Regions from separate parts of the Mus musculus genome. Here region 1 is linked to region 2. Evidence: chromatin contacts called from ENCODE POLR2A ChIA-PET data. All regions are on one chromosome and are shown on one strand. The core of a region is the stretch at or near the end of the contact, and the rest is flanking DNA. Distances in the headings are between cores, read along the strand shown. Region 1 holds the start of Tmem86a (transmembrane protein 86A). Region 2 holds the start of Uevld (UEV and lactate/malate dehyrogenase domains).

What was found. ChIA-PET counts read pairs that join two places held with the same protein, here RNA polymerase II (POLR2A).
Region 1: POLR2A ChIA-PET joins it to region 2 with 19 read pairs in Patski. The contact joins the promoter of Tmem86a here to the promoter of Uevld in region 2. POLR2A ChIA-PET finds 5 or more read pairs at or near these places in 2 of 5 experiments (Patski and embryonic stem cell).

Annotation. Positions count from the first base shown.
Region 1 is chr7:47,047,713-47,054,973 of GRCm38, forward strand. Tmem86a (transmembrane protein 86A) reads left to right here and starts at 2,928. Exons shown (of 3, transcript NM_026436.3): 1 at 2,928-3,089; 2 at 5,138-5,402; 3 at 5,701-7,064. The coding sequence starts at 3,069. The coding sequence ends at 6,140.
Region 2 is chr7:46,954,909-46,961,571 of GRCm38, forward strand. It overlaps Uevld (UEV and lactate/malate dehyrogenase domains), which reads right to left and starts at 3,610. Exons shown (of 12, transcript NM_001040695.1): 1 at 3,483-3,610; 2 at 710-794; 3 at 116-181. The coding sequence starts at 3,524. It overlaps Gm39012 (a long non-coding RNA gene), which reads left to right and starts at 2,975. Exons shown (of 2, transcript XR_882075.3): 1 at 2,975-3,355.

The DNA.
Region 1 (7,261 bases), core at 1,678-4,177, 92 kb after region 2:
TCAGAAGTCACGGGGCAGTCATCTACTATAGATCTTAAACCTGACTGGTTGGTTAGCCACCTGGAGAAGAACTTCTGGCCGTTGGGCATCTTGTCTTCAAAGGTAAGGTTAGAGCAGGGCAGAAATTCAGGGAGTTCAAGCAGGCAGAGTGAGATGAGGATTAGATAGCAAAATCAACCATTGGTCCAGAGACACACTGCCAAAGCCCATTGGTCCAGAGACAACACTGCCCAAAGCCTGAGGTTTTAGGAAGACAGCCTGGAGTTAGCCAGGGAGGAGCATAGTTTCTAGAAACGCCAGATTCTCAGCCTGGTCAGGTGGGCTTTGTCCATGTTTTCCTCCCACCCTGACAGGCTCTCAGCTGAATTCAACTAGAAGTGGGAGTCCTGGGATGCACCGTACTTAAGTCTAGGGCTTGGGCTCCCAGGGCAGAGGGAAGGACCAAGGAAATATCTGGACTGCGTATGGTGACACACATTCAGTCTCAACAGTTGGGAGGCAGAGGCAGCTGATCTCTGTATGTTTAGTGCCAGCCTAATTTACATAGAGTTCCAGGTTACCCAGAGCCATACAGTGAGACTCTGTCTCAAAACAAAACAACAAACAACTCTGAATGGGCAAGAGGGCAGTCTTAGAAGTGGCACGGAGGAGTGGTGCTATGCTTTTGTGGGCCACCTACTTATGTAATTACTTTGCCTACTGGTAGTAAAATCCTGTGAATAACATTTTTAGACCTTTTATTTTTTTGTATCTTTAGGTATTTGTATATGAAGCTTATGACAATTGGTGAATTAGTAGGGCTAAGGTAGGACATTGACTTTCTTTTTTTCTTTCTCTTGTGTAACAGAACCCTGGCTATCTTGGATTCACTATGTAGACCAGGCTGGCCTCAAACTCAAGAGATCCACCTAGCTCTGCCTCCTGAGTGCTGGGATTAGAGGTGTGTGCCACTATGACCAACAACATGTTGGTCTCCAGTAATTTTGGCTGGCCCCAACTATTAAAGTTTACGGTCTCAGGGGTTGGAGAGATGGCTTGGTGGGTTAAAGCACTGCTCTTGCAGAGGACCAGAGTTCTGGTCCCAGCAGAGTTGCCATTCGGGCAATTCACAGATGCTTGTATACCACGTCCGGGAGTTCTGACAACTCTGACCTCAACTACATTCACTCTTCCCCTAGTAAGAGAAATCCTCTTAAAAGTTCACAGTCTCATCTTTATAATTAGGCAAACTAGGGTCCAGAGAAACAAAAATGCCTGGCTTGACTACACCCTTAAGTGACATGGGAAGGTTTGTAAATGCGTGTGGTGATTTTATAACCTGTTGATGGGAGACTGAGGCTCCAAAGATGGAGTAGCGTGTGCCCAATTACACCACCAGTAAGTCCCAGGCAAGGAGGGGCCAAGTCCGTGTTGCTTTCAGTTCAATGTTCTTTCTGAGCAACACATTTGGTAATAGTGTATATGACAAAGCCTTGGGGGCAGCCATTCTCATTGCTCATTCAGATAATGTAGGTGAGAAGCTGCTAACTAGGAAAAAACATGAGTGTGCCTAGAGATTAGGCATGTGACTCCCCTCCCTCAAACCTTGACTCTCACCTTTTTTGGATGACATTTGGAATTTTCGGTTGTCAATACTGTCACTAGGAAAAGGGCTGTCCCTCTCTGAGGGGATGTCAGGTCGGTAGTTTAGGGACCAGGATGGCTGGGGAAGGCCTGGAGGGGGAAATGAAGAGAATGACCTCAGGAAGAGCTCACTGGAGAGTTCAGTATGTGTCTCTCCCTGGCCAGCACGAGGTTGGGGTCTAGTATACAGCCCTGTATCCCCATCTCAGGAGTGGCCAGCGTTCTTTGCCTTTCCAACCGCTGAAAGCTTTGTGTATATTACAGACCACATTCCTACCCTTTTGGATGTATTTGGAAACCTGCATCCCCATGTAGCCTGCTAGATAGACTTGTACTTCCCGAAACCAGGTACCTTTCCCCTTCTTCATCCTACACAACGTGTCTGGATTGAGCAGAGCCTTAGAGGTCACCCATGCATTTTACAGTTGAGGAAATCTAGGCTACAGAGGCAAAGGCTATGGAAGTGGCAAACACAGCCGCATTGCAGTCCATTTGACTCCTTGCCAATCCACCAAATTCTGAACACATACTTCTAAACATGCTTCAAACCACTAGTATTATAACCATTTTATTGTTTTTCTGGCAGCCAGTTTACACGCCTTTGGGTCTTTTGGTCACCGTTGCTGCAGCTGTGAGGGGTGTATGTTCAAGGCAACCTAGTGCCTGTAATTTGTTTACTCATTGCTGTTATGGGGTCCACATACAGGCTGCTGCTTGCTTTCATCGTGTCTTTCATGGTACGGTGAAGGATGATGGTCAACCCACAGCTCCCTTTCTGTAGCTTTATTTGTTTAGTGTACAAGTGTCCACGCGTGCTTAATGCTACTACGAGTCTATATAGTATATTGTGTGCCTGGATACATATCTCTTACCATGCTGAACGTTGAGTGTCTGTTGATCCTCTGTGTCCATTGGGACACATTGGGACATTGTCAAAGACATGTCTTAAAGGAATTGCATCCGCCTAGATGGTATGTTTAAAGGTTGACGAGAATCTGCCTTTGCTTTTTGTTCCGGTGTTAAGAGAAGATGCATCTCGCTGTGCTCCGGGTCAGTGGTGTGCCTGTCTCTTAGCCAGGCTGGCTATCCAACCTTGGGGGTCGCCGTCACGTTCCGGGATGCCCTGGCACGCCTCCCTAAGAGGCGTGGCCTGAAGGCCACGCCCACGCCCGGGGGTGGGAGGATCTCCTTTTCAACGCAGAAACAGAGGGAGCCCGGCCGGCGCCGCCAGCAGGGCTCCGCCCATACGAGGCTTCGGCCCGTTCATTGGCTGGGTCTGTGGTGACGTCGTCGGGTTCACAGACAGTACTCTGAGCGCCCAGCGCGCGGGAGGTATTGTGCTTCACCCCAGCTTTGTTCGGTCGTCTGCTCACCTGGCTCTGGGTGCGTCCTGGTGGTGCAACCCGGAGCGGGTGCCAGCAGCCGCAGCCGCAGCCGCCGCCGCCATGGTGTCTCCGGTCACTGTGGTGAGTGCGCGAGCGCGCGAGCCCGCGGCCAAGCCCCCCGGGCCTGGGACGAGGCAGCGGCAAGCCGGGCCGCCGAGGGGGGCGGAGGAAGGTGCTGTCCCCTCCGGGGAAGCGGCTGCTGTCACGGTTTTTAGCTCCTCACTCTTGTAGCGTCCCTCCTACGCGCGCCCCTCGTCTGCCCGCGGGAGGGAGGAAAACATTGTGCACGTGACTCGGAAGCGTGACTGTTGATCCATGAGTGTCTGGAGCGGGTCTGCAGGTCTTGGCCTGGAACTGGATGCTGCAGGCCCTAGGGTTCTGTGTGGTGGACCCTCAGGGAAGCATTCGAGAGGGTGCAGGGGGGTGCCGACTTCCTGGGAATGCCCCAAGTTTCTCTTAATATTGTAGGTGCAGGAGGTGACGCCTCTGTCTTAGTAACGCTGTTCAGGCGATAGGTGAAGGTGGACCTCTCTCTGTTGACCTGACCTCCTTTCCAGACTTTCTCAACTCCAGCCTTTGAGTTGTCTCTTCACACTTCTAAGGCTGGCTTCTCTGACTGTCATGATTTCACCACTTACTGCCAGTTTCTTCTAGGAAATATGGGTCTGGGGAGTAGGGGGAGGGGGAGCAAAGGTGATGTTTCTGAAGGCTGACAGGTGGAGCTGGGCATGCAAAGGTGATGTTTCTGAAGGCTGACAGGTGGAGCTGGGCATCCCTCCCCCCCCCCCCCCCCCCCGTTTCCTCCCTTTGGCCTTGCCCTCACTCTGACTATCCCTGATAAGGGAGTTTCCATGGGAAGGGAGTGTCAACTCTGCTCCCATCTCTAACCTCTGGAAAAACAAGAGCAGGCTTGTACTCTGGACCCACTATATGTCTCTTCTCTACCCTTTCCTAGTTGCATCAGGTACCTGGTTGCCAGGGGATCTAAGTGTCTTGTCCCTTCAGAGTCCTGTGTGGAGTGGCTTGCTCACACACAGTCAGAGCACTTTTGTTGGAGTATGGGTCTATAGGGAACCTCAACTGCTCCAATTCATGCTCAGAAACCCTGAACTTGCAGGCCAGGGGAAGGAGCTTCGGGAGACCACAGAACATCTGCAGAATCTCCTCCCCCTGCTCAGACTCTGCCTGCAGTGGCCTTGAGTAAAACCTTTCTTTAGCTGCCCTCCCCCTAATCCAGCTGAGACCCAGTCAGCTGGCCAACTTCCCCCTCTCAGTTCCCCATCTCCTCCCAGCCTGTCTGCTGGCTCCAGATCAGAAGCCCTCCCCACCCCCCTTCCTGTCTCTGGTGCCTCAAGTTGCTCTTGTTCTCTGGGAAAGAAATGGCCAACATCCCCTTTTCCTAGCCTGGAAACCTCTGGCCTTTCAAACACTGTTTCTTCTCCCAACACAGATCTAGTTCTCTTCCCAGCATCCCTAGCACCTCTCTTTGTCCTTGATGCCACCTTTAGTCTGACATAGGTAGAGTGGAAGGTCGGGGCGGGGGCAGGCAGGACAGAAAGCTTGTGGGGTGGAGGTACTGTCACCCCTACATTCCTGACACTCACCTGGTGTTGCCAGGGCTTTAAGCCCGAGTCCTGGCTCTAAAGCTTGGGTCATGAGTTGGCCAGTCAGTGCATTTCTGTGGTTTCCCTGTGACCTTACTCCAGTTCCACACAGCTGGGAGCTTAGGCTGACAGGGAGAGGTGGTAAGGGGTGCCTGGAGAAGGGGAGAGCAGAGAGCCAGGAGGGAACAGGGCTGGGCTGCAGAAAGGAGTATCCTAATCGGCACTGTTGGCTCAGTGAGTGACGACTCTGGCCAAGTTCCAGGACCTACAGTGGACCAGAGTGACTGGACAGTGGAGCCCTTGCCTGTCCTGGTAAATTGAGCCTCAGGGTGATAATGGCTTTCACATCCTGCTGGCTGCTTGGAGCCAGACAGGCTAGGTTTCTCTGTCAGAACTCTTTGTTCTCAGTGGTATAGGGCTGGGGTGTGCACTGCAGCCTTGGGGAAAGGTGTAAGATTTTTAGATCTCACTGTGGGCTTTTGTGCCCCTAACCTCTGAGTGTTGTCCTTGTTCTGTCTCCTCCAGGTGAAGAGCGAAGGACCCAAACTGGTGCCCTTCTTTAAGGCTACCTGTGTGTATTTTGTGCTCTGGCTGCCTTCATCCAGCCCATCGTGGGTCAGCGCCCTTATCAAGTGCCTGCCCATCTTTTGCCTCTGGCTTTTTCTTCTGGCTCATGGTGTTCGGTTTCTGCTGGCTCACCCCAGTGCCTCCCTCATCTTCGTGGGACTTGTCTTTTCTGCTGTGGGTGATGCCTTCCTCATCTGGCAGGACCACGGATACTTTGAACATGGTCAGTAGTTACAGGAATTGCCTGGGTGGGTACTTGGGGCTGGACGAAAAAGGGTCCTGGTTGGGGTAGGATGAGGCTGCAGAAGAGGGAACAGGGAGTTGGAGAGTTTCTGAGGCTGGGGACCAGTTCTGTAAAGGAGAGTGTGAGAGTGTGAGTTTAAAACTATGGCTGTTCTTACCCCCTCTTAGGCGCCCGGGGGAAAGCTGCTGGGTTATCCCCAGTCCCCTTCTCTCAAGCTCTCAAGTACTCTTTAGCCACAAACCTTCCTTTAGCAGTCTTTATCCTCTCGCCCTTTCAGGTCTCCTGATGTTTGCCGTGGCACACATCCTCTACGCCGCGGCCTTTGGCATGCGGCCACTGGCTCTGCGGACAGGCCTGGTGATCGGAGTGCTGTCAGGCCTGTGCTATGCCCTGCTCTACCCTGGCCTGTCAGGTGCTTTCACCTACCTGGTGGGGGTCTATGTGGCCCTCATCAGCTTCATGGGCTGGAGAGCTATGGCAGGGCTGCGGTTGGTTGGGGCAGCCTGGCGGTGGACAGAGCTGGCGGCCGGCGGTGGTGCTCTGCTCTTCATCCTCTCGGACCTGACCATCGCTCTCAACAAGTTCTGCTTCCCCGTGCCCTACTCCCGGGCACTGATCATGTCTACCTACTATGCTGCTCAGATGCTCATTGCCCTGTCAGCTGTCGAGAGCCGAGAGCCAGTGGGAGAAGACTACAGACTGAGCAAGGCCGACTGAAGGGACTGGGGTCTGCTCACCTTTCTCTTGGGGCTGGGGGCCCAGACTTTGGGGTCATGCAGGAGCTGGACCAGCAGGCGGCTTCTGGGAAAGGGGCAGTCTTGAAGGGGGGTAAGCTGAAGGGGCTCCCAGGAAAGCTGGTAGTCCAGGATGACCCGGAGAGCTCAAAGAGGCAGCCTCACATCCCTCACCTGAGTCAGAGGTAGACATCTCCTCACCTCATCAGGACTGTCAAAGCCCTCCTGGAAGGTGGTGGTGCTTTTTGACCCCTCTCTTTTTATTAGATGCAAGAGTGTGACTCTCTCTTACGCCCAGGACCAATGGCAGTGCCAGGCCCCTCCATTCCCACCTTTTCTCTTCCAAGATGACCCACGAATGAGGAGTCCTGAAAGCTCCTTCCCCAGGCTCCCTAGTTGGGAAGACTGGTTGAAGGTGGAGCCTGGTTTTCTGTGTCCAACCTCGTTACTTCAGCAGTCTTTTAAGTGGCAATGGCTGTCTCTCCATGGTAGAAGGACTGGGTTGGTCTGGAAGCTTGAGGGCACCAAGGTTTCAGATTGGTCCTTGTTCTCTCACAGGCCAGCTCAGGCCTCATACCATCACCCCCAGTCTCTGTCCCCAGGGCTAGGGTGGACCATGCCAAAGGAAGGGGCCAGTCTCCAACTATATGTCTTTGTCCTACTGTCTGCAAAAGACTTAAAGTTGCAGGCCTCAGAGAGCTCCTGAGGGGTGCTTAACCCAGCTCAGAGCTGCCCCCCCAACCCCAGCACACCAACAATGCTTTCTTCCAGCTCTGGGAGTGAGTTCTAAATGACACTTTAGGGTCTTAGACCCAAAGCACAGTCAATGCAAGGGGAGCGAGGATGGGGTAACTCCATCCTCTACTGCCCATGTGAAAAAATAAAATAAAATAAAAACCTAAGGGCCATTGGCTTCCTGACTTGTCTGCCTGTGTGGCACGTGCCTGTCCCAGACAGGGGGTAGAGGCATGGTGCCAGAAGCCCTGCTTGTCCTCACAGCCTGGGTCAGAGTCATCTTGGCTCAGGCATCTTGGCACTAGGCTGGCTCCCTGGCTGTGCTGACACTTGTACTTGTTTCAGTGGGTCTTGCTTCCCTGGTGGTGG
Region 2 (6,663 bases), core at 2,360-4,859:
TCCTTGTCGTCTACAGGATCCTGCCAGACCTAGTAAGGTCCCGAGCAGACACCTCAGGTATATGTAAAGACACGTTCAGAGCAGTGCACACCAAAGAACTAGCTTCCGTACTTACCCTGATACATCACAGGAATTGTACCGGTGAAATTCAGCAGGTCTTTTTGGGATGTATCTTTGAAAACTAGAAGACAAAGTTCCAAAATGTCAGTCAGAAGTAGAGACTAGCAAAGGGAAGTGTAAGAACACAAAACTTTGACAGTCAAGTCCAAATCTGATGCCCACCTTCCTTTCTTAAGAGACATATAAGTTGCCAGGCATAATGTCCTACACTTGTCACCCCAGCCCCTGAGAGGCGTTGGCAGAAGGACAGTCATGAGCTCAAGACCGCTACCAGACCAGCAAAGGAATGCAAACCAATCATGTCTCAAAACCACAGACGGTGGAGTGGGGCTCGGTTGGTAGAGTACTTGGCTAGTATATACAAAGCCCTGGCTTCAACGTCTATCACCAAAGAAAGCAGGGAGTGGCAGTGCCTGCCTGCAATCCCAGCACTCAGGAGCTGCAGGATGAGGATCGGAAGTTCAAGGCCATCCCTTAGCTACATCGCAAGTTCTGAGATTAAAAGAAGAGAAATAAAAACGGAAGCTCTTTAGGCCAAATAATTAATAACCCAAATAATGCAGCGAGGACTAGAAGACACTATTCATACCATAGGTGTCCACGGAGTATCTGAAGTGCGGGAAAGACACGCTCACATTCTTCAGCTCTTCCACAGTCAGATCCCTGAACTTGTACTGAAATGAGAGCAATGAGCAGCACGGAATGAAGACAGAGCTACGGACGGACAAGACTAAATACCTGCTGTGGGACAAGGACCAAGCGCTTTACCACCACAGGTGTCACCAGAGTTTGACTCATTATGAATGCGAGGCAGGGTCTCACTTTACAGTTCAGGCGGACCTCAAGCTGGCCATCCATCTTCCCTTCCCGTCTCCGCCCCCTAGATGCCAGGAACACAGGCATCCATCATCAAGGATTTCTGGTTTCATCATTGAAACCATAGTTCTGAGGAGCACGGAGAGTTTACAGGTGCTCCACTTGATAGAAAAAGAAAAAAAAAAAAAAAAAAAAGAAATCTAGAGAATCCATGCAATTTGCTAAGTTGGATACCAAAGCAAGGTATTAAACACCAAGCTTAACCCCAAGCTCTGGGCCTTGATCAGTTAAGTCTAAATGCCTCCAAACACCCCGAGAGCCTGTGGGACAGTACATGATGAACCACTCATGAGCATTCAAGATCCACCTGTCTTTAACTACATTTTAATTTACTAATTTAATGCAGGTATGTAAGTGTGGGTGCTGATGTGGAGGGCAGAGGACACTCGCAGGAATCAGCTCTTCCTTCCAACCCCAGGCTTCCAGGGACCAAGCTCAAGGGTGTCCTGCTTGATGGCAGCTGTCTCACCAACCTGTCAGCCCTTTTGTCTGAATGCCTCCTTCACTAGAGACAACTTGACTTTCCCTTGTCCGCCTCCAGCTGGTATCTTAGATTTTACAGGGGAAAGAAATACAAGCAAGAGTTTGCTACAAGCTGGTGAACTGCCTCTCCCTGTCTTTCTTTGTGGCCTTGTGGGCGCCATCATGTAACTTCTCTCAACTTATTTTCTTACCTACAAAGAAAAATCCTACCCACTCCCGAGGCTCACCATGAGGATTAATTGAGAGGAGGCAGTTTATCAACATCATGGAAATCGAATAAAACTACTTGGAAATCAGTTCAGAAAGGTACAGAAGGGATATTGAAAACCTACCACTGTTGGAAGAAATAAAATGGAAAGGTTTTTTTTTTGTTGTTGTTGTTTGTTTTGTTTTTTCGGTTTTTCAAGACAGGTTCCTCTGTGTAGCCCTGGCTGTCCTAGAATTCACTTCGTAGACCAGACTGGCCTCGAACTCACAGAGATTTGCCTGCCTCCGCCTCCCAAGTGCTGGGATTGAAGACCTGGCTTGGAAAACTGTTTTAAGTGGGAAAGTATCCTGTGTTTGTGGATCTAAGATCGTCATGATCATCACATTTCCCGAAAGGTTTGGCGTAATCCCTTAGTGAAACTTCAGCTGTTACAAAAGTCTGAAAACTGGGCTGGAGATGTATCTAAACGATAAAGCAGTTGCTTAGGATATCCAGAAGGCCTGGTTTTGGTCTGCAGCACACACATACCTCACCATTAAACACCAATTGATATGGACACTCGTGAGACTTAGAACAGCCACAATAACCTTGGAAATGAACAAAAAAGTTTGGCGAAATCGCAGCATAATCAAGATACAAACCATAATCAAAATGAGACAACAGTAAGTGCTGGCGAGGACGTGGGGAACTCAGAACTCCCCCGTACCTATCTGCACTGCTGTGGACTGGAACACAGTCTCAGCTTCACAGGGCAGCTGTACTGATGAATGCCTTTGATCCCAAGCCCTTGCTAGGCAGAGGCAGGAGAATCTTGGTGAGTTTGAGGCCAGCCTGGTCTAGATTTTTTTTTTGTATTTTGTCTCATTATGTAGCCCTGGCTGTCCAGAACTTTACTATGTAGAGCAGGCTGGCCTCAACTCACAGAGAGCTACCTGTTTCTGCCTCCTGAGTGCCTGGATTAAAGCCGTGTGCCACCACACCAGGCTTCTTTTTCTCTTTTTTCTTTTTGCAAATGAGAAGTCTTACAACCAACTCAATCAACCTACACCTGTAACTGTAAGCTAAACCATCAGAATCAACTACATACACGATTTCAACTTTAGGAGCTCTTAAAACTCTTACAAGTGTAAAAACTGTCCCGACAAAGAGACACCCCCTACGTCCAAGAATATCAGCACAGAATCATGTTTCAGGGCTCTTCCAGGGCAATCTGAACGGCCAGGATCACTAAACAAGGTAACCTCTGAACTAGACAGCCCTAGTATGCTCGAGGGCGGGAGTCAGGAATGCTGAGCATACAGCCTGGGGGTGGGGTGGGTAGAGACTTGAGGGTGGAAGAAACCTCCATCCACCTTTCCACAGTAAAGCCCTGTCCAGGCCTGCACTCGCGTCTGCGGGGTTCTCGTTGTGAGTACCTACAATGTGACCACAGTGCTAGATGAGAGGACTACAGAGACAAGAGTACAGTGTACAGTCACAAACGCTCCAGGAGGAAGCACGGCGGAGAATGGCTTCCACAAGGTGATAACCCGGATTTCTCAAAGCAGGTAGAGACACTAGCAGGGAGTGACTCATTCAAGGGGGGCGAGGCACCGCCTGCCTGTGACCCCAGCACCGGGAGGCTGAAGCAGGAGGATTGCCGCGACTTCCAGGCCAGCCTGGGAAAGAGTATGTATGGGTGTGTCAAAACGACAAAACAATCTTGGAAAAAAGGACATGGGGTGGGGGGAATGGGCTGGGGCGACGCGCAGTGACGAGAATGCTAGGTCCCGTCCGCCCCCCGACCTGCCTGCACCTTGCCTAGCAGCCGTCTCACGCCCTCACAGTCGAACTCCATGGTCAGCAGGGGCGCGTTCTTCGGCCGCAGTCACTGGGCTTGTTTCAAAACACGCTGGGAACGGAGGCCGCACGGGCCCAAACTTCCGCAGAGGACGGTCCCCGCCTTCTGCAGTAGGCGGAGCTCGGGTAGGATGCATCCAGACGCCGCGCCCCGTCAGTCAGGTATCGACTAGACCCGGAGACCAGATCTCAGAGCCCCGCCCCGTCCCACCCCGCCCTTTCCAGTCCGAGGACTCCCGCGGGTTCTGCATCTACCTTTACCCTAAACTAGAGACTGACAGCCGCCCAGGGCTCCGGGGACTGGAGCGCCCTGCGAGGTGGAAAAATACCGCCCGCTTGCTGGGGGTGGGTGGGGTGGGGGTGGGAATTTAGCTAGGAAGAACCAAAGAACGAACAGATGCAAGCGACATGCGAGTTTCCTGGGAGACTAGAATTCAGCACAAAATTGGGGGGTGGGGGAGAATTATCAAAGTCAAAAAGTGTAGCCGAATTTTAATGTTCAAAATCAAGGTTTTGCCGGGTGATGGTGACGCACGATTTTAAATCCCAGCATTCAGGAGACAGGGTCAGGCTGGTCTCTGCCAACCTGGTCTACAAAGTGAGTTCCAGGACAGCCAGGGCTACACAGAGTGAGAACCACCTATAACTCCAGTTGAATAGCTTCTCACACCCTCTTCTGGGCGCTGCGTGTTCGTGGTGAGCTACTTCTGCACTGTACTTGCAGGCAAAACACCCGTACACATAAAGTAAAAACAAATTTCAAAAATAATATTGTCACGACTAACCAAAAACCAACTGCACAGAAATAAGACTCTTTTTCCTGACAAGTGTCACTAACAAGATTATTAAAATGGCTAGTAAGCTATGCTTAGAATCAAAACACATCAGTCTTGACCTACACATAGCAAAATGGCTTTTATTCTTTTGATCCATGTCTATATGGTCTTCATAAATCACCTTATAATATTACTTACCTTAGAAGAATTCTATGAAGAAATAAGTATACCACCACATTGAAAAAGCAATCTTATAGCTCATTCTCCTTAAGCCACATAATATTTTAAGTGTGCCTTGTATTTCTGCTTAATGAACTATCTTTTTCATTCTAATATCTCCTCAAAGTCTTTGTGCAGTAGCAGTCAAGATCCCTGCTGCAGCTGAGGTGAGACCCCCTGAGTTGAGGTTCCTCCAGCTTTATAGCTAGCAAAATCCATCTTTGTCTCTGGCATAGAACACTCACAATAACTTGTTAGAAGTGCAGACTCCTGGGGCTAGAGAGATGGCTCAGTAGTTATGCCAACTGTAACCCTGGCTCCAGGGGTATAGGGCATCTCTGGGCTTCCAGGGCACCTGCACTCATGTGCACGCGCGCGCGCGCGCACACACACACACACACACACATACACACACACACACATACACATGCATGTGCACACACATGAACACACATAGACACACATTTAATTGCAAAATGTTAAATGCAGGCAGGTAGACAGATGGTTTAGCTGTTAAGGGCAGTTGCTGTTCTTGAACAGGAACAAGGTTCAATTCCCACATAGCAGCTCAAGGCTATGTATAACTCTAATTTTAGGGGATCTGATGCCCTTGTGCCCTCCCTCTCCTACCCTTTTCTGACACCAGGCACTCTTTTTTTTTTTTTTAAAGATTTATTTATTTATTGTATGTGAGTACACTGTTGCTATCTTCAGACACACCAGAAGAAGGCATCAGATCCCATTACTGATGGTTGTGAGCCACCATGTAGTTGCTGGGAATTGAACTCAGGACCTCTGGAAGAGCAGTCAGTGCTCTTAACGGCTGAGCCATCTCTCCAGTCCCCAACACTAGGCACTCTTATGGTGCACATACAGGCAGCTCACACACATAAAATAAAGATGAGTAAATAAACAAGAGAATTTTGAAGAACTTATTTGTTGATATGAAATTGTATCTATTTGTTGGTATAGTTGATATTTTGAAATATTTATACGTTGTGGAGTGGCTAAATTGAAACAATTAGTATGAAAGATATAGACTTAGGCAAACAGAAACTCTAGGGCTAGTCTGAGAAATGTTTTGGATGCTGGGGATGGAAATCAGGTCCCCAGCTCTGTGGCAGACCTGTACTGCCAGCTGCCAGGCAGGGTGTTTCAGCTGCCTTCAAGACAATCCCGAAGGAGTGAGGTCAGGACACTGTACTATGGGGCTTTCTCCTAGGACTCTGGTTTATGAAGACCTTCCTGCCAGAGGCTGGAACATAGCTGTACTTAAGAAACTAGGCTTTGGGCTGGAGAGAGAGATGGCTCGGCAGTTAAGAGCACAGACTGCTCTTCCAGAAGTCCTGAGTTCAATTCCCAGCAACTACATGGTGGCTCCTAACCACCTGTAATGGGATCCAGTGCCCTCTTCTGGTGTGTCTGAAGACAGCTGCAGTGTACTAACATACATAAAATAATATTTAACAAAAAGAAAGGAAGAAACTAGGTCTCCTGCTCCTTACAGGGAGGGACAGCAGTACAGCTCAGGGAGACGGTGTCTGAAGTGTTTGAGGATTTGGACACCTGGAGGAAGCTCTAAGGAAGAAAGGGCTCACTCTGGACTAGTGCTATCAGAAGCAGACACGTTTCAGTGACTAACTTCCCTGTGAAGGTTGTATGTAAGATGGGTACACTTGGAAAAAGGAAGGCTATAACCAGCAATGACTGACAAAGCAGCCGGGGCAGCTGGTCTTAGCCAACAGGAACCTGTTTGGTATTTCCTTGTTCTTGGTTCAGTTGTGTCTCACTTTTCCATGGGCTCAGCGACCTTATCTGTTGTTAGTATTTTGTGGGATGGCTTCTATCCAACAGAGGAATGAACTGACCTAGCTCTGAGGCTCAGGGCAAATTCTATCAGTACTGAGCTTAGCTCTATGATAAGCAACTTGTGTGTGTGTTTGAGACCACACTGACCCAGCATACCTCTGTCCATCCTGAATGAAGCTGTTGCATTTGGCGAACCATGTTACCTCTGCATCCGTCAAGGGGGAAATCCTGAAGATCTCGTCTGGTCCTGTGGATGTGGGCCAAAATGTCTGAGCAGTCATGCAGAGGCCCCTTGAGGTCCAGGTCAGCCAGCAGGGTAGCTGAGCTTGGGGC